2 separate regions of the Homo sapiens genome follow, and region 1 is linked to region 2. The links are chromatin loops, found by intact Hi-C in ENCODE. Cell type or tissue: mammary epithelial cell. All regions are shown on one strand. Links, peaks and the distances in the headings refer to the core of each region. The heading gives the core; the rest is flanking DNA.

The links. A loop is a pair of places that touch in the nucleus more often than their neighbours do. Peaks named below come from ENCODE experiments on the same cell type or tissue, not always from the same donor. Only the 100,000 strongest peaks of a DNase experiment are listed, where the experiment ranks them.
Region 1: a loop joins it to region 2, with 13 times the contacts of the local background. A loop is called at or near these places in 105 of 110 quality-filtered maps.

What each region holds. Positions count from the first base shown.
Region 1 is chr1:27,092,873-27,102,006 of GRCh38, forward strand. It overlaps SLC9A1 (solute carrier family 9 member A1), which reads right to left. Exons shown (of 12, transcript NM_003047.5): 10 at 8,853-8,954; 11 at 8,331-8,403; 12 at 5,937-7,772. The coding sequence ends at 7,435. Among named protein-coding and RNA genes, the nearest start is that of SLC9A1, 58 kb to the right of the region's middle. RefSeq lists an enhancer at 8,951-9,134. In mammary epithelial cell, for the core only: a CTCF peak has its summit at 4,715 (motif pointing left); DNase peaks (open chromatin) are centred at 4,719, 5,779 and 6,859; H3K27ac peaks cover 1,995 bases.
Region 2 is chr1:27,041,147-27,050,280 of GRCh38, forward strand. It overlaps LOC101928391 (a long non-coding RNA gene), which reads left to right. Exons shown (of 8, transcript XR_007065559.1): 4 at 3,748-3,873; 5 at 4,072-4,169. Among named protein-coding and RNA genes, the nearest start is that of TENT5B, 33 kb to the left of the region's middle. RefSeq lists enhancers at 1,128-1,680, 5,158-5,658, 8,490-9,134. In mammary epithelial cell, for the core only: CTCF peaks have their summits at 3,559 (motif pointing right) and 4,952 (motif pointing right); DNase peaks (open chromatin) are centred at 3,585 and 5,265.

The sequences.
Region 1 (9,134 bases), core at 802-8,801, 52 kb after region 2:
GAAACACCCAACCAGATGTTGCTGGCTTTCAAGATGGTAGGGGGCATCTAGAAACTGGCAAGGGCAGACAAGAGTCTCTTTAGAGCCTCCAGAAAGGAGGGCAGACTTGCTGACACCTTGATTTTAGTCCAGGGAAATGCATTTCAGACTTCTTTTAGAGCTGTCAGAAAATAGTGTTTCAAGCTACAAAGCTTGTGATAATTTGTTACAGCAGCCACAGAAAACTAATACACATAGACTCAACACATTTCCCTCACCAGATCTGACACGGCAATGGCATCGTTGAGTGCCAAGCTGTCCAACAGCAAAGACCAAGCTGAGTTTCCTACATGGCACCATTCGCTGGGGGTCCCCAAGACCCTTGCAGGAGTTCTGTGAGGTCAAATCTATTTTCATATTAATACTAAGACATTATTTGCCCTCTTCACTGTCATTGAGTGTAGAGTGGAATTTCCCATGGGCTACATAGCAAGCATACAACAGATCAAATGCTGAAGATTTGAGAATGTTGCTGTCTTCTATTAAGCCAGCTCTGGAGACCTGCCAAAATGTCAAATGCTATTCTAACAAATTTTGTTTTGAAAAAGTTATTTTTCATTAAAAATCTTATGTTAACATGGAATGGGTTTATTAGTTTTAAATTGATTAATAAAGTTTTAATTTCTAATTCAGTAAAACTGATAGATATAACTCACATTAAAAAAAAACCCACTGGGATCCTCAAAGATCCTAAGTTTCTAAGAGTGTAAAAGACTCCTGAGACCAAAAATGGTGAGACTCACTTAAGGGGGCAAGCTAGTCACCCACTGGCAGATTGACTACACCGACCCCCTGTCATGAAGAGAGCAGTCTTTCCCTTTCCTTCCCCTCCCCTCCCCTCCCTTCCCTTCCTTTCCTTTCCTTTCCTTTCTTTCCTTTTTTTTTTTTTTCCCGGAGTCTCACTCTGTCGCCCAGGCTGGAGTGCAGTGGCATGATCTCAGCTCACTGCCACCTCCCGCTCCCTGATTCCAGCAATTCTCCTGCCTCAGCCTCCTGAGTAGCTGGGATTATAGGTGTCTGCCACCACGCCTGGCTAATTTTTGTATTTTTGGTAGAAACAGGGTTTCACCATGTTGGCCAGGCTGGTCTCGAACTCCTGACTTCAAGTGATCTGCCCACCTCGACCTCCCAAAGTGCTGGGATTACAGGCATGAGACACTGTGCCCGGCCCAGAACACACTGGTCTTAAAACAGGCCCTGCAACCAGAAGAAGCTGACTGGGCAGAATAGAGTTACGGCGCCAGGTGGGAGACAACCCCCGCAGCTGAGCTGTTGATGGGTAGGAAGCAGCACACGCTTGAAATCAATGGCTAATATACGGTCCTACCTCTTTGACAGCCAAAATACACAGGCCCAGGGACCAAGGGATGGATATGGGAGTAGCTTTTCTCACCACTATTCCCAATTACCCACTGGAAGAGTTTTGGCTTCCTGTGCCCTAAATTTTGTGTTCAGTGGGTGAGCTTTATGCTCAAAAGAGGAACACTCCCTCCAGGGAATGTGGATATGACTCCTTTAGAACTGGAAGTAGAGGCTGAGCGCGGTGGCTCACGCCTGTAATCCCAGCATTTCGGGAGGCCGAGGTGGGTGGGTCACTTGAGCTCAGGAGTTTAAGACCAGCCTGGCCAACATGGTGAAACTCCGTCCCTACTAACAATACAAAAGTTAGTCGGGCATGGTGGTGCAGGCCTGTAATCCCAGCTACTCGGGAGGCTGGGGCACGACAATCACTTGAACCCAGGAGGCAGAGGTTGCAGTGAGCCAAGATCGTGCCACTGCACTCCAGCCTGGGTGACACAGCGAGATTCTTGTCTCAAAAAAAAAAAAAGAAAAGAAAAGAATTGGAAGTAGAGTGTTCTCCCCTGGTCATTTTGAGGTCTGTATGTTGCTTAACTAAAAGGCGGAGAAGAGGGTCAACTGTTCTGTACCTGACAGGGTGATCAGCTAGGATTGCCAGAAGGAAAATAAGTTCCTGCTACACAATGTGGGGAGGGCAGAAGACAATGACAGAAAAGAGGGGATTCACCAGGTGCCTCAGTCCCCCCAGTCCCCCTTCCAGTATTGACAGTGAAGGGGAAATGTGACAATCCAACAAACATAAGACCAGAAGAGGCTGCATTGCACAGGAGTAAAGGTTTAGGACACCCCACCTATAAAAACCCCAGTCAGCCACAGTGCTGGCACATGGTTAGAGGAAAGTGGGGGTGGAGGAAGGATGCTGTGATTGCTAACTTGGGCCTGGTGACCAGCTGCCAAAGTGGGGGCTGTAGCAATTTTCTGTTATTTGCATGCCCCGTTGTCTTATTTAAAGAGGCCGGTTGCATGGTGGCTCACGCCTGTAATCCCAGCACTTTGGGAGGCCGAGGCGGGCAGATCACGAGGTCAGGAGATCGAGATCATCCTAACACAGCTAACACGGTGAAACCCCGTCTCTACTAAAAACACAAAAAGTTAGCCAGGTATGGTGGCGGGCACCTGTAGTCCCAGCTACTTGGGAGGCTGAGGCAGGAGAATGGCATGAACCCGGGAGGTGGAGCTTGCAGTGAGCCGAGATTGCGCCACTGCCCTCCAGCCTGGGCAACAGAGCGAGACTCCGTCTCAAAAAAAAAAAAAGCCCTGTTGCTCCAGGTGAGTATGACAAGACCAGGGTGAATCTGACAAGGTTGATGGTGTTGATGAGATTGTTCCTTCCATTAAAAAAAAAAGAAGATGAAATTCACATAACATAAAACTAACCATTTTAAAGCAAACACTTCAGTGGTATCTAGTACATTCACAATGTTGTACAATCATCACCACAACCTATTTCCCAAACTTTTTCATCATCCCAAACAGAAATTCTGCAACCATTAAGCAATAGGGACATGAGTTTTTCACCCAAAGGACAAGAGTGGGTGCTGAGGGGTAAAAGGAATAGCCCTGCTTGGATCTCCTGTTTCCCTTCCACATCCACACTCCCCATTCGATGAAGGGCTGACCTACTCTGGCTGCCTTCTCTTCAGGCTTTCAGTTGGGACTCGCCAGTGGGAGGCACCATCAGGATGAAAGCTGTCCACCCCCAACCTCCCCGGCTCCCTCTCTGGCAGGGGGTGTTCTAAGCATGGCCACAGTTCTAGCTGGGCAGTCCCCTCCCATGATGAGAGCTCCCTCCTCTTGCCCTTTCAGGTCTATGGGTTGTAATGGCTTCCTGTAGTGTGAGCCCTGCTGGGTCCCATCCCTGGTAGGTTCCCACAACCCCGCCCACATCTCTAATTAATCCCTTAGTGGAAGGCTCTTGGTACCCCTTTAAATACACAGTCGGCCTCTGTACCCTCGGGTTCTGCAGCCTCAGATTCAACCTAGCACAAATTGAAAACATAAAAATGAGTAAACAAAAAATAACAATACAATAAAAATACAACTTTAAAACCCGTATAACAACTTTTTTTTTTTTTTTAGACAGGGTCTTGCTTTGTTGCCCAGGCTGGAGTGCAGTGGCGTGAACATGGCTCACTGCAGCCTCGACCTCCTGGGCTCAAGCAATCCTCCCACCTCAGCCTCCCAAGTAGCTGGGACCAGTGCACCACCATGCCTGGCCAATTTTTGTCTTTTTTGTAGAGGTGGGGTTTCACCATGTTGCACAGGCTGGTCTTGAATTCCTAGGCTCAAGTGATCCGCCCATCTCCGCCTCCCAAAGTGCCGAGATTATAGGAGTGAGCCACCGTACCCAGCTGACAACTACTTACACAGAATTTACATTGTATTAGGTATTATAGGTAGTCTATGGATGATTTAAAGTATATGGGAACATGAGTGTTGGTTATACGCAAATGCATCCATCTCTTGGTGTCCATGGGGGATTGGTTCCAGGACCCTCCCAGGTACCAAAATCCAAGGAAGCTCAAGTCCCTTATATAAAATAATGTAGTATTTGGCTATAACCTACATACATTCTCCTATATACTTTTTTTTGTCATCCAGGCTGGAGTGTAGTGGCGCGATCTCGGCTCACTGGAAAGTCCACCTCCCAGATTCAAGTGATTCTCCTGCCTCAGCCTCCCTAGTAGCTGGGACTACAAGCATGCACCACCACACCCAGCTATTTTTTTTATTTTTAGTAGAGACGGGGTTTCACCATGTTGGTCAGGCTGGTCTCAAACTCCTGTCCCCAAATGATCCGCCCGCCTCGGCCTCCCAAAGTGCTGGTATTACAGGCATGAACCATTGTGCCCAGCCATTCTCCCATATACGTTAAATCATCTCTAGATTACAATGTAAATACTATGTAAATAGTTGTTACACTTTATTATTTGAATTTTTTCCCCAAATATTCTCAATTTGCAGTTGGTTGAATCCATGGATGCAGAATCCATGAAGGGCCAACAGCACTACACCATTTTACATCAGGAACTTGAGCATGAAAGGATTTTGGTTTCCATGTGGGTCCTGGAACCAATCCCCGGAAAATATGGAGGGATGGCTGTAACATCCATTTCCTGCTAGGGAACCGATGGATACAGGAATAATCCTTTGATAATAACCCTGTAATCCTCTTGGCACTAACCGCTTCAGATTTTGTGAGTTAAACCAGCTCCACACTCAGGTCCCAGACTGGGCAAAGGAGATGCTTTCCTGGACAGCCCAGGTTCGAAGGGTGCCAGGGGTGCGCGCCAAGGCCCCACTGCCCTCTGGTGGTTGGATCCAGGAAATGCACCTCAGGGCTCCAACCTCTGCTGAACCGAGCCCATTAGGGATTGAGCAATCCTTACCCCAAATGCTTGAAAGCAGAAGTGTTTCAGATTTTGGAATATTTGCACATACATAATGAGATATCTTGGGGATAGAATCCAAGTCTAAACACGAAATTCATTTATGTTTCATATACAGTTTCTACCCATAGCCTGAAATTAATGTTACATATTTTATTTTTTTTGAGACAGAGTCTTGCTCTGTCACCCAGGCTGGAGTGCAGTGGTTCCATCTCAGCTCACTGCAACCTTCACCTCCTGGGTTCAAGTGATTCTCCTGCCTCAACCTCCCGAGTAGCTGGGATTACATGCATACATCACCATGCCCAGCTAATTTTTGTATTTTTAGTAGAGATGGGGTTTTGCCATGTTGGCCAGGCTGGTCTTGAACTCCTGACCTCAGGTGATCCGCCCAGCTTGGCCTCCCAAAGTGCTGGGATTACAGGCATGAGCCACCGCGCCCGGCCCAATTTTATATATTTTAAATATTGCACATGCAGCAAAGTTTTGACTGTCTCATGAGGTCAGGTGTGCATTCTCCATTCATGGCGTTGTGTTGGGTTTTCTGATTAGGGAGGCTCAGTTTGTACACACCTGAGCTTATCTCATGCAGGGGTCACTGTCCCCACTTTACAGGTGAGAACTTGAGGGCTTCAGTGACTTCCCACTGCCCTTTTGGTCTTCCCACGGTTAAGAGCAAAATCTTAACCATGGAGCACGCGGCCCCATCCTTGCCTCCCCTGTCACTCTGACCCAGCCACCCGGCCTTTTCTCAGGTCCCAGTGTTCGTGGGCACAGCTCCCAGTTACAATGTTTGGGAACTTTCTGGGTCCTTTTCCACCCGGAAGCCTTGGCTCCTTCTTCAGTCCCCTCCTGGGATCTCACTCACTCGGGACTCAGGAGGGTCCTCCTCGCCGTCCCTCCCTCCCCTCTGCCTCTTTTTCACCTCTTGCACAAACACTGGGCACTGGTTAGTGCCGCTCTCCCCCGCGGGGCAGGGCACGTCCTGCTTAGCTCATTGTGGTATCTCAGTGCCTGGCATGTGGGAACAACCACCCCAGCAGCTGACAGCCATGAAGTGTTTCTGTGCCAGCCTTTGAACTAAGTACTTCACGCCCTCAGGCCACCCTCCCTCCTAAAGACCCTCGTCCCCAGAAAGCAGCCCTTGACTCTATTAAAAACTCACATTGATTTATTAGAATATGAAAAAGATTCAGTTTCTTCTGTACAGGCAGCAGAGTGGCAGCAGCTGCGGTGGCTTGGTACGTGGTTGTCGATGTCACCCTTGCATGGTGACTCCTGCCCAAACAGCACTTGCATGGAGAGGAGGATGGACAGATGGGCCGAGGACCCATGGCCCAGTCCCCTGCAAAAAGGGACACTCTGACTATTGCACAATCCTGGGGGAGTGCCCCAGGGACAAGGGGAAGGAGTGTGTGTGGGCAAAGGTCTCTGGGGGCCCAGGATTCTGCCCAATCCACCAGCCCCAGGGGACAGGGGATCCTCAGGGGAGGCCTTCTCCCCCCCACCGCCTCCACAATGGGCTCCACAGCAGGCAGGGTGTGGTACACACAAGGGAAAGGTTCCAGGGGCCAAACCCAGGGTGGGGGAAGTAAGAGCAGGCCAGCAGGACTGGAGGTCAGGCCCAAGAGCTAGGCAGGTGCCAAGAGGCCAGCATCTGTGAGGCTGGAGAGACTCTTGATTAGGAGTGGGAGTTACTTCTGATGTCACAGTCTTCGAGCAACAGTTAAGAGCCCAGCAGGCAGAGAGACGTGGGGGAGGGGTTGGACAGACAGGCACAGATGAGGAAGGGTAATTCTGGAGTGTGAGGAGGGAGTTAGAGGCAGAGCACTGTTCAGCCAGGGGTTTTCAAAATGTTTTAAAAACAGGAGCGCCCTCTGTGCAAACAATCATATATAGGAGTGTGAACAAACAAAACTTAAAAAGGCAGCACATTCTGGAGCCACGGCCAGTCCTTCCCCTAGCAGCTTCCCCTGAGGGGCCCAGTGGTCCCCGTGGGAGCACAGTTCGAAAAGCTCTGAGTCACGTCACTGTCACCGTAGAAACCACCCCTGCTCCAGGCAGAGACACTCAGAGATGCCCTCAGCCCGCAGCTCTGAGTAAGGACAGGTTGGGTGGTGGCCAGGGTGACAGAGCTGGCAGGAGGAGTGTGAGACCTTGGTGGGTCAGCAGTCCCTCCCCCAGCCATGTGCCTGGTACCCCTGGTTTGTCCCCTGATAAAGCAGGGCCTACTCAAGGGAGGCCTCAGCTCCCTCCCTTCCTGGGTGGGACCACAGCTGAGCCAGAGACTCTTTGGTTAGAAACTAAGATTGGTCTGAATGAGGAGGAGGATGAGGCAGAGGGAGGAGCCTCCGAGGCCCTAGTCCAGGTCCGGGAGAAGCCTGGATCTAGGGAGGGGCAGGGCCGGCCTCACCAGCCCCAGCAGTTCTGCCAAATGGATTGGGGAGGCAGCTCTGGTGGGGAGGATGCTTCCCGGGAGGCGGCAGGGGAGGAGCTGTGCTGGGGTGGGGGCTGTGGGCCCAGCTGCCATGCGGTAGGGGGAGGGGCAGGGCCAATCCGGGTCAGGAAGGGCAAGGGGAGCCCCCAGCAGCCCCTGCTCTGGTGGAAGAGTCTGTGAGGGGACAGGCGCTGCCTGCTGGCCCTGGTGTTACTGCCCCTTGGGGAAGAACGGTTCTCCCTCCCCAGGCTCAGGGTGTGGGCCTGGGTCACTGAGGCAGCGCTGTATCCTCTGGGAGCTGGGGCTGTCACTGGGCGCGGGGGTGAAGACATCGTCGGTTCCTGGGGACGAAGTCTCCTTGCTCCGCATCATGATGCCCCCATCGTCGTCCTCGTCCTCCTCAGCCACCTTTGCAGGATCCCGGCTCAACCCTAAGACTTTGCCCTTCAGCTCTTCATTCACCAGGTCCACAGACTCGGGTGACTGCGGGGAAGCCGGGTCGATGGTGATGACAGGCAGGTCCTCCTTCGGCTCATAGGCCAGTGGGTCTGGGGACCAAGAGCAAGGCACAAGCTGGGTTCCGCTCTGGAGCCCGGCCCAGCACGTGCCACTCGGCCGCGTCAGTGCCTCCTTCAGGCCTTCTCATGAGCACAGCCGTCCCGGTCCCAACAGGCCTCAGAAGCAGGCCTCTGCGACCTTCCACCCCACAGCTTCTCTTCCTCAGACTGTGGCCCTCTCCTTTGACAGGGGCTCCCAGAGGTGTCCCTCCACAGGCCAAGGCCTGGGGCTCCTCCCTGAGTCAGTCTGCCCTGGGGCCCTGCCCTCACGTTCCCCACACGTGTTGGGGGTCTCGATGGGGCAGATACCCTGCCTTCCTGCCAGGCACCGTGGCTCTCCCAGCTCCCCACACAGTCCTCGCCCGGAACGTCTCTCTCCCTAGGGATGGCCCCTGACGTAGAAGCAGCTCATGGCTTGGGAGGGGATCCTGAGGTCAGCGAGGGCCAGGCCTGTCCTCCCAGTGGCTGAGGACTGTTCCTGTGGAGCCCCATCCTCAGGAGGTGGCAGCTCAGAGTGCCCAGTCCTGAGGCCCCTCGCCAGGCCCTTACCTGAGCCGATGCGGGCCCGAGACATGGTGGGTGAGTCCAGCTTGTGGGCTGGCACCGTCAGGTAGTTGTTGATCTGACAGAGAGGACAGACGGGGTGAGCACAGGCAGCTGGGCAGAGGGAGCCCCTCAGGACAGAACCCGGCCAGTGCACACCCCACCTTTCGTATATGCAGGGCGCTTGCTCCCCCTCCCTTGTGCCTGTGTGGGCACCCGTACTGGCCCCTCAGGAGCTCCTAAGGGCTCATCCCAGGCTCCTGTCACAGCCTCCCTGAATACACCTACACTGCTCAGCCTTAAATCCACCCATTCCTCTGTCCCCTGCCACTGCCCTAACCCAGGCCATGCCCCACAACCCCACGCCAATCCCTTGCTTAGAACTCATGGCTCTCCATGCCCTTACACTGCTAAAAGCCCCTCGAAAGCCAAACCCTGTTCCTAGAATGGGTACATTTCCTTAGAGGCTGTGGCGGAGCTTGGGCGAGTGGGGTGGGATACAGATTCCCAGAGGAAGGCAGAGGCTACCTTCTGCTCCAGCTGCCGGGCCTTCTGCCTCCGGAGCAGCATCTGGTTCCAGGCTTCCTCGTAGGGGTCTGCCACCAGCGTGTGTCTGTTGTAGGACCGCAGCTGTGGGAGGGACAGCGTCAGGGCAGTGCGGGCCCCGGAAGGCTCTGCTCATGGAGGGGTGGGGGCAGTGCTGGAGGCCGGGCCAGTCCTGGGGTGGGTGCCGAGGGGCACGGGCAGGGCAGGGCTGCCGTAGAGAGGGGCTGAAGGGCTCCTGTACCCTGGGGGTCGGGCTGGGGAGCA
Region 2 (9,134 bases), core at 285-8,284:
TGAAAGCACTCTGTAAACTCTAAAGCAGGAGTGATGGGAAAGGATGGACGATAGTAATTGTAAAATAACTACTGTCTAGCAGGCAGAGGCAGCAACACAGCAGGAGTCTCCCCAGCCTGTGGCTGGGCAGGCTGTACCCTGAGTGGCCTCTTCCCCACCGCACCTCACCCTACACTCCAGGGTCACAAGCTTGGTAAGTCTGAAAATAACAGCAGCTATTTCACCCATACTGCCTCATTGAACCTGCACGAGAGGATCTTGGGGTGATGCTATCATTATTCCCACTGTAAAGATTTGGAAACTGGGGCTCAGGGAGCTTCAGTAATTTACCCAAGATAAATGAATGGTGGGGCTGGGATTCAAACATAGGTCTATCGAAGGTCATAGCCCACCCAAGCGTTCATGTTGACACTCTCCTGCCCCTCTGGTCACCTTTAAACCTTTCAATCTCTTCATCCCCATCTTTTTTTTTTTTTTTTTTTTTGAGATGGAGTCTTGCTCTGTCACACAGGCTGGAGTGCAGTGGTGTGACCTCAGTTCACTGCAACCTCCGCCTCTTGGGTTCAAACAATTCTTTTGCCTCAGCCTCCAGAGTAGATGGGACTACAGTTGCCCACCACCACACCTGGCTAATTTGTGTATTTTTAGTAGAGATGGGGTTTCACCATGTTGGCCAGGCTGGTCTCGAACTCTTGATCTCAAGTGATCGCCCGCCTCAGCCTCCTAAAGTGCTGGGATTACAGGCATGAGCCACCATGCCAGGCCACCCGTCCCCATCTTGTCTTCTCTGGAGTCCCTGTGCTCTCCCCAGCAGCTTTGAGCAGGCACCTCTCAGAGCCTCATTTTACCTGTCTGTAAAATGGACACACACATCTCTGACTGTTTTGTAATGAAGGTCCACGAGGATGGGAATGTTTTTTGTAAAACATGTAAACATGTTCTGTGTAAAAGGGCTGAGTGAGGTGGAGCCCAGGTAGTGAAGACGCTGCAGTGACCTGCCCAAGGTCACCCTGTGGTGGCAGGGGAACAGGTCTCTGCCCTCTGGCTGGGCACCATGGGCAAGTGAGTGTGAGGGTGGGTGGCTGTGTGAGTGTGACTGTGCGTGTAGACTACCCCAGGACCAACCTCTTGAAGGTCAAGAAAAGCCCCTGTTGCAGGCCGGGCATGGGTGGCTCACGCCTGTAATCCCAACACTTTGGGAGGCCGAGGCGGGTGGATCATCTGAGGTCAGGAGTTTGAGACCAGCCTGGCCAACAGGGTGAAATCCCGTCTCTACTAAAAACACAAATATTGGCCCGGCGTGGTGGTGGGCACCTGTAATCCCAGCTACTCAGAAGCAGAGGCAGGAGAATTTCTTGAACCTTGGGAGGCAGAGGTTGCAGTGAGCCAAGTTTGCGCCGTTGCACCCGAGCCTGGGTGACAAGAGAGAAACTCCGATTCAAAAAAAAAAAAAAAAAAAAGGAAAAGCCCCTGCTGCTTCCAATTTTAAGGCTTCCAGTGTTATTAAATTAAAAAATAAAAAGGCTGCGGAAAACATCATGCATTTTAAAGGTTTATGTTTAACAAACGAACTTTTTAAAAACACACACACAATGCAATGCCATGTAATTGTGCTATTATTCACAAGATAATTAGAGGATTTATAGAAAATATGAATTCATAGTGCACAGTGGGAGGTGTGGCTGGGTAATGAGATGCAAGCGCACAGTGGCCTGGCGAGCAGCTCCTGCGTTCCTCCCATTGTGTCCCTTTGTTACTACATGTTACATCCTCATTTGGGCATACCAGTGGGCAAGAGACCTTCCTCCACCTGGCCTCTGCCTCGTGTTATCTCCCCACACTCGGCACCCTCTCTGGCTTTTTTTTTTTTGAGACAGTGTCTTTTTTTGAGACACAGGGCAGGGACAAGTCTTTGGTTAATCTTCCATTAATTAATCTATGTATCAGTTACTCACAGATGTTTATTGAGCTCCTATTTTGTATTCTGGAATCCATGTTTTGCTCTGGGGACATGGCAGTGAAGAAAACAGACAAGGTCCCTGCTCTCGGGAAGCCCACAGTCTTGGGTGGGAGACAGACACTTAAGTAAATCAGGCCATATAAACAGTGATAGGGGCTGTGAAGGGCATTAACAGGAACTGAGATGGAATTACAGGAGACTGGCCGGATGCAGTGGCTCACGCTTGTGAGCTGGGATTACAGGGGTCTGCCACCATGCCTGGCTAATTTTTTGTATTTTTACGTTATTTATTTATTTATTTATTTTTGAGACAGAGTCTTGCTTTGTTGCCCAGGCTAGAGTACAGTAGCGCTATCTCAGCTCACTGCAACCTCTGCCTCTCAGGTTCAGTTCAAGTGATTCTCCTGTCTCAGCTTCCCGAGCAGCTGGGATTGCAGGCGCCCGCCACCACGCTCGGCTAATTTTTGTATTTTTAGTAGAGACAGGGTTTCATTGTGTTGGCCAGGCTGGTCTCGAACTCCGACCTCAAGTGATCCACCCACCTTGGTCTCCCAAAGTGCTGGGATTACAGGTGTGAGCCACTGTGCCCAGTCCCAAACCATATTTGAATTAGAGCTGAAGGGCTCCAGGCCCAAATGACTGTTGAGGGGCAGGACCAGCTGCGTCACTGTCACTCTCCTTTCCAGAGAAAAGCTATTCTGGTCCAATTCCTAGCTGCGTGCCTTTGGGAAAACTCTTTCATCTCTCTGTGCCTCAGTTTCTTCATCTGTAAAATTTTTTTTTTTTTTGAGACAGCATCTTGCTCTTGTTGCCAAGGCTGGAGTGCAATGGCGCAATCTTAGCTCACTGCCATCTCCGCCTCCCAAGTTCAAGTGATTCTCCTGCCTCAGCCTCCTGAGTAGCTGGATTACAGGTACCCGCCACCATGACCGGCTAATTTTTTGTATTTTCAGTAGAGACGGGGTTTCACCATGTTGACCAGGCTGGTCTTGAATTGCTGACTACAGGTGATCCTCCTGCCTCAGCCTCCCAAAGTTCTGGGATTACAGGCGTGAGCCACCACATCTGGATTTTTTTTTTGAGACGTAGTCTCGCTCTGTCGCCCATGCTGGAGAGCACTGGCATAATCTTGGCCCACCGCAACCTCCGCCGCCTGGTTCAAGCGATTCTCCTGCCTCAGCCTCCAGAGTAGCCGGGATTACAGGCATCCACCACCACGTTCGGCTAATTTTTGTATTTTTAGTAGAGACGGGATTTCACCATGTTGGCCAGGCTGGTCTCGAACTACTGACCTCAGGTGATCCGCCTGCCTGGGTCTCCCAAAGTGCTGGGATTACAGGTGTGAGCCACTGCGCCCAGCTGTAAAATGATAATAAGCATACCTTAAATATAACTTCCTTTTAAGGCTATTCAAGAAATAAATGTGCTAAGGGCCTGTAAAGGGCTGAGCACAGAGGCTGGCATAGTCAGTGCTCAATAAATGGAAAGGAGAAGATGGAGATGAGGAGGATGGAGGTCCAGAAAGTTGGAGAAGTGTTGGCCTGGTTTCCTCTATCCTGGGACGTCAGGGCTCCCCTCAGCCTTGGCAGTTCCAGGAATGGCCACGAGATGGCGCCTGAATCCCAGTTATGAGGGACTCAGCGGCGCTTCTTAGCAGAGGAAGCTGTTTGCGGGGAAAAAGGGCCAGAGAAGCAGGTAGGCTCCTCAAGCTTGGATGGAGTGGGGCTTGGCACTAGATTTGCTTAAAGTCCAGCCACTTCAGCCTCTCCCTTCGGTTTGTCTCCTAGGGGTTCCCTGTACGTACCCCTTTCCCTCCAGCACTGGAGCCCGAGTCTCCCGCTGAGCAGGCACCTCTCCCTCCACGCCCAGGCTTCTTAAACCAACCCCTCCTCCCCTTGTCATTCATGAACCAGGTAGGAGGACTTAACGGAACACTTCCTGTGGGCCTTGCAGGGTGGGGAGCCAGAGGAAATGACCTGGTTCCTGTTCTTAGCATCCTGGGGGTGGGATAGGAGGTAGGAATAGAAACCAAAAGAGATAAATGGAAAACAGGCAGGATTGGCTTAAGACTTCTCCATCTGTAGGCCGAACCCGTTATCCTCATTTTGCAGATGCAGAAACTGAGGCTCAGAAGCGTTCGGCCACGTGCATGCATTGCCTTTCCCATTGGTGCTCCATCGCCAGTAATGGATAAGTAATAAGTAATAAGGTGAGTTATATCTAAATATATCCATAGACTCATTCAACAGCATCTACAAGAGCGCCGCAGTTCCAGCAAGGATCAGACTTGGCCCCTGCCCTTGGGAGCTGGCAGTCTGGAGGGTGAGGCTGGGTCTGGGGACCCAGAGGATGCAGTTGTTGGTCTCACCTGAACCGGTTGTGGGAGGGAAGGGAGGAAATGTGTGAGAGACTTTGTAGATTTCTTATGCGCAAAGGACCTGCTCCAGGATAACTTTCAAAGAGGCAATATCATGACTCCCATACAAATTAAAATGAACATGTGTCAAAGATTTTCTTTGACTTATTAATTGACATGGAATCAGCAAGATGTTAAAATAAGTTCAACTGAGAATTTGACTTACGGGTATTTATATTCTCTACTGGACAAAATTCCTTTGCACGGTTATGAGCAGGAATCATTTGCTTTGTGATCTGTTTTCCTCAGATTGCCTCTATCCCTACAGAGCTATAAAGCCAATCAAAGACAATCAAAAGCACACAAGCACACACCCCTAAAGAATCAGATCATCACTAGAGGGTCACAGCCAACACCCGGCACTCCTCTGAAAGGAACACACCCAGAAATCTCTTGCCTTTTCCCAGGCTTTGATATATTTTCTTGGCCGACTCCTGGAAGGATCAGGATGAATCAGGTAGCAGCCATTGCTGAGCAGGCAGGCCATCTTAGAGCTTGGTCCTCCTCTTTGCAAAATCTTCCCCATTCAGGCGGTAACTTCTAGCTGCAGCCAGGGTCAGTAACCGCCAGCAGGTGGCGCTGAGGCAAAAATCTCAGCCGCACGTGGGGAATTCTTTGACCCTTGCGGCCCCGCAGGAGTCAGGTTTCCTGACTTCAGGATTTCACGGGACCCTTTCTCCCCACCCCCTCCCCACCTTCTTCTTCTCCTCCTTCTCCTTATCCTTCTTCTCCTCCTCCTTCCTTCTTTTTTTTTTTGGTTGTTGTTGTTTAGTTTTTTGAGACGTGGTCTCGCTATGTTGCCCAAGCTGGTCTTGAACCCCTGGGCTCAAGTGATTCACCCGCCTCGGCCTCCCAAAGTGCAGGGATCACAGGCGTGAGTCACCGCGCCGGGCCATTCCCCCTCTTTTGGGTCAAGTTTTCTCATGATCACAGGGCTGCTTCCAAGTGAGCTCATCTCCAGCCATAAATTCAGCCATTCACTGATTCAATCAATCTTTGATTTGACAAAGTGTCCAGGCCCCAAGTCGTATTCCTGAGGCTCTCCAGGAATTCTTTGTGTCCAAGAAGCAGCCCTTGTCTCTGCTTGTCCGGCTTTGCTGCTCCCAGAAGGAGCAAGGCCTCACTCACCTTTGAGGATGAATTCTGCCATCTCAGGGCCCCATCCCATGCTGCCCCCCCCCCCACCCCTGCCCTGCCTTTGGGTGTATCCACACCCCCCTGGAAACCTGGAAAAGGCACCTCAGCAGAGGATGAATAAAAAGCTTTACTTCTTTCTCTCCTTTCAAGCTCTCATTCCTCCCCCCCCTTTTTTTTCTTGAGACAAAATCTTATTCCGTCACCCAGGCTGGAGTGCAGGGGTGCGATCTCGGCTCACTGCAACCTCTGCCTCCTGGATGCAAGTGATTCTCATGCCTCAGCCTCCCGAGTAGCTGGAATTACAGGTGCACACCACCACGCCCAGCTAATTTTTGTATTTTTAGTAGAGACGGAGTTTCACCATGCTGGCCAGGCTGGTCTCGAACTCCTGACCTCAGGTGATACGCCTGCCTCAGCCTCCCAATGTGCTGGGATTACAGGTGTGAGCCACCGCTTCCGGCTTCATTCCCATTTTACAGGTGAGAAAGTGGCTACTGCTCCTCTGGGTCTGTCCTGGTCGTCGGGGAAGGCTGTATCTCTTTGCTATACTCGGCTTTACTCAGGCCAGAGGATGGCTGAAGAGCTGTCCCCAGGCCTCACTGTTTCCCTGGCCTTCCCATAAACTCACATTCATGGAGGACTGCAGCATAAGAAGCACCTCCTATGCGCTTCCCAAGGGCCTGGAAAGTTCTCCAGAATGTAGTGGGAATAACTACAAGCACAGTCCCATCCCAACTCAGCAGGCAAGGAGTGCTGGGGTGACCACAGCTCCCTCCTCAGCTGAGACCCTGCCCTGGGGTAGGGGCAGCAGGCCAAGGGGAAGGAGGTGGGCAGGCAGGGTGTGCAGGCCATCATGGTAGTGAGGTCTGCACCGGGGCCAGGGCACACATCTGTCCCACTGGGTGCTGGCTGGGCAGTGTTTCCCTGGCTCCTTGGCTCTTCCCTGTATGCTGGGTGCACAATTGTGGGGCATCAGGGAGAAAACCTTCCTCTTCTAGGTTAGGGTCTCTGCCCTCTGCCCCGTGACTGTGACAGCAGCAGGAAAGAAGTCACCACAGTGCTCCTGCGTCTCAGGGATTCCCTAAAAGGAGAATCAGAGAAAAGAGTAGGAGTCCTTGGGAAGCAGATCCTGAGCAGAAAGGTCCCTGGTCTCTGGCCACCTGAGGCCTATAGGCAGTGAGATCTGCTGGGAATGAAGTGGATGGTGGGGTAAATTTGAAGGCAGGTAGGGGAGAAGCAGCACCAGACCCCCAGGGCCCGGACAGGCCAGCGGGCTTCCTGCAGTTTGCACGACCTTGCATCTCCCTTCCTTTCCTGGGAAGCATGTGGTCTGATAGCTTCCAGGATGACAGCTTGTGCTGGGGCCTGGACTTCTCTGCTCTGACAGATTCAGACATCTGTCTTAGTTTGTTTTCTGTTGCTTACAACAGAATACTGAAACTGGGTAATTTCTAAAGGAAATGAATGTATTTTTAAAGTTCTGGAGGCTGGGAAGTCCAAGGTCGAGGGGCCACATCTGGTGGGAGTCTTCTTGCTGGTGGGAGCTCTCTGCAGACTCCTGTGGGAGGGCATGACGTCGCATGGTGAGGGGGCTGAGTGGTGTCCCTCAGTGTCCCTTCCTCTTCTTATAAAGTCCTCAGTCCCACTCCTATAATCACCAATTAACTCATTAATCCATTAACCCACGAGATTAATCCATTCATGAGGGCAGAGCCTTCATGATCCAATCACCTCTTAGAGGTCCTACCTCTCAATATGGCCACACTGGGGATTACATTTCGGCATAGGCTGGGTGCACTGGCTCATGCCTGCAATCCCAGCACTTTGAGAGGCCAAGGTGGGCTGATTGCTTGAGCCCAGGAGTTCCAGACCAGTCTGGGCAACATGGTGAAACCCCATCTTGACAAAATATAAAAAAATTAGCCAGGCATGGTGGTATGCACGTGTAGTCCTAGCTACTCCAGGGGCTGAGGTGGGAAGATTGCCTGAGCCCAGGGAGGTTGACGCTGCAGTGAGCCATGACTGTGCCACTGCACTCCAGCCTATGCAACAGAGCGAGGTCCTGTCTCAAATATATAAAAGAGCTGGGCGCGGTGGCTCACACCTGTAATCCCAGCACTCTGGGAGGCTGAGGCGGGCGGATCATGAGGTCAGGAGATCGAGACCATCCTGGCTAACACGGTGAAACCCCTTCTCTACTAAATATACAAAAAAATTAGCCGGGCGTGGTGGCAGGTGCCTGTAGTCCCAGCTCCTCGGGAGGCTGAGGTAGGAGAATGGTGTGAACCCAGGAGGTGGAGCTTGCAGTGAGCCGAGATCACACCACTGCACTCCAGCCTGGGCGACAGAGCGAGACTCCATCTCAAAAAAAAAAAAAAAAAAAAAAAAAAATATATATATATACACACACACACACACACACACACACACATATGTATATACACACATATATGTATATATACACACACATATATGTATATATATACACACACACATATATAAAAGAAAAAAGTATTTCAACATGAGTTTTGGTGGAGACAAATAGTCCAACCACAACAATATCCCAAAGTTATTCCATCAGGATGGGTCCCTGGGGGTTTTGTAAAGGCAGTATTTCATTTCCTCAGATGTACTGTGAGAAACTGCTGGAATTTCTGGTTTGGGGAAGGCTGAGGCCCTCAGAGGTCTAGATGAGATTTTTTGGTTTCTTCCTTTGCTGGGAAAAACGGATCAGGATGGCCTCGTTTAGACTGTCAGACACTCTGGGATCCTTGGACTTCCCTCAGGAGAAGAAAAGTTGGACCTTCTACCACCAATAGGAAGGGCACTCAGAAATCCTGGTGATATGGCTCTGATGATTGGAGGAACACCAGGGTCCTTGGTTCTCATGCTGGTTTAGATAAAACGACACAGACACATGTAGAGTTGTTTTAAGGAGTGGAGAGTTTAATAGGCAAGAAGGGAGAAGGCAGAAAGAAGAAGCTCCCCCATACAGAGACAGAGAGAGGAGGACTCCAAAGCTGAGAGAGGGAACCCCAAGTGGGGTGCAAACCAGCCAGGTATATATACAGAGGCTGGAGGAGGCGGTGTCTGATTTGCATGGGGCTCAGGGGATTGGTTTGACCAGGCCTGTCATTCACTTAGCCCGCAAAAAAGCTGGCCCTCCCACCCTAGCCTTTTAATATGCAAATGCAGGGTGCCAGGATGTTTTACACACGTGGGGATATGTGGGGGCAGCCATGTTGCCAGGAACATGTGGGGCAAGAGCAAGAAGGCTGCAGGAATTGCCATGTTGGGTGGACCCAGTTTCTAATGACCTGCATTTGCATATTAAAGGCTTTTCTGGAGATGCTTTAAAAAACAAAAACTTTCCAAGGACTCCTTTTCCTCTCTATCTGCCTAAAATAATTTCTTAATAACTCCTACAACACTAGTATTCTGAATATCAGAGGAACTGTGGATTTAATTTGGCTGTTATGCTGATGAAGCAGGGTGCACCTGAGAGGGCCAGGAATGTTAGCAGCCGTGTCCTATGGCGTGGGCTCCCTCCCTCCGTTTCCAAAGGGGCAGATACAGGAGAAGGTGGAGGGCTCTGCACAGCTGCCTTTGGTGCCTGAAGTC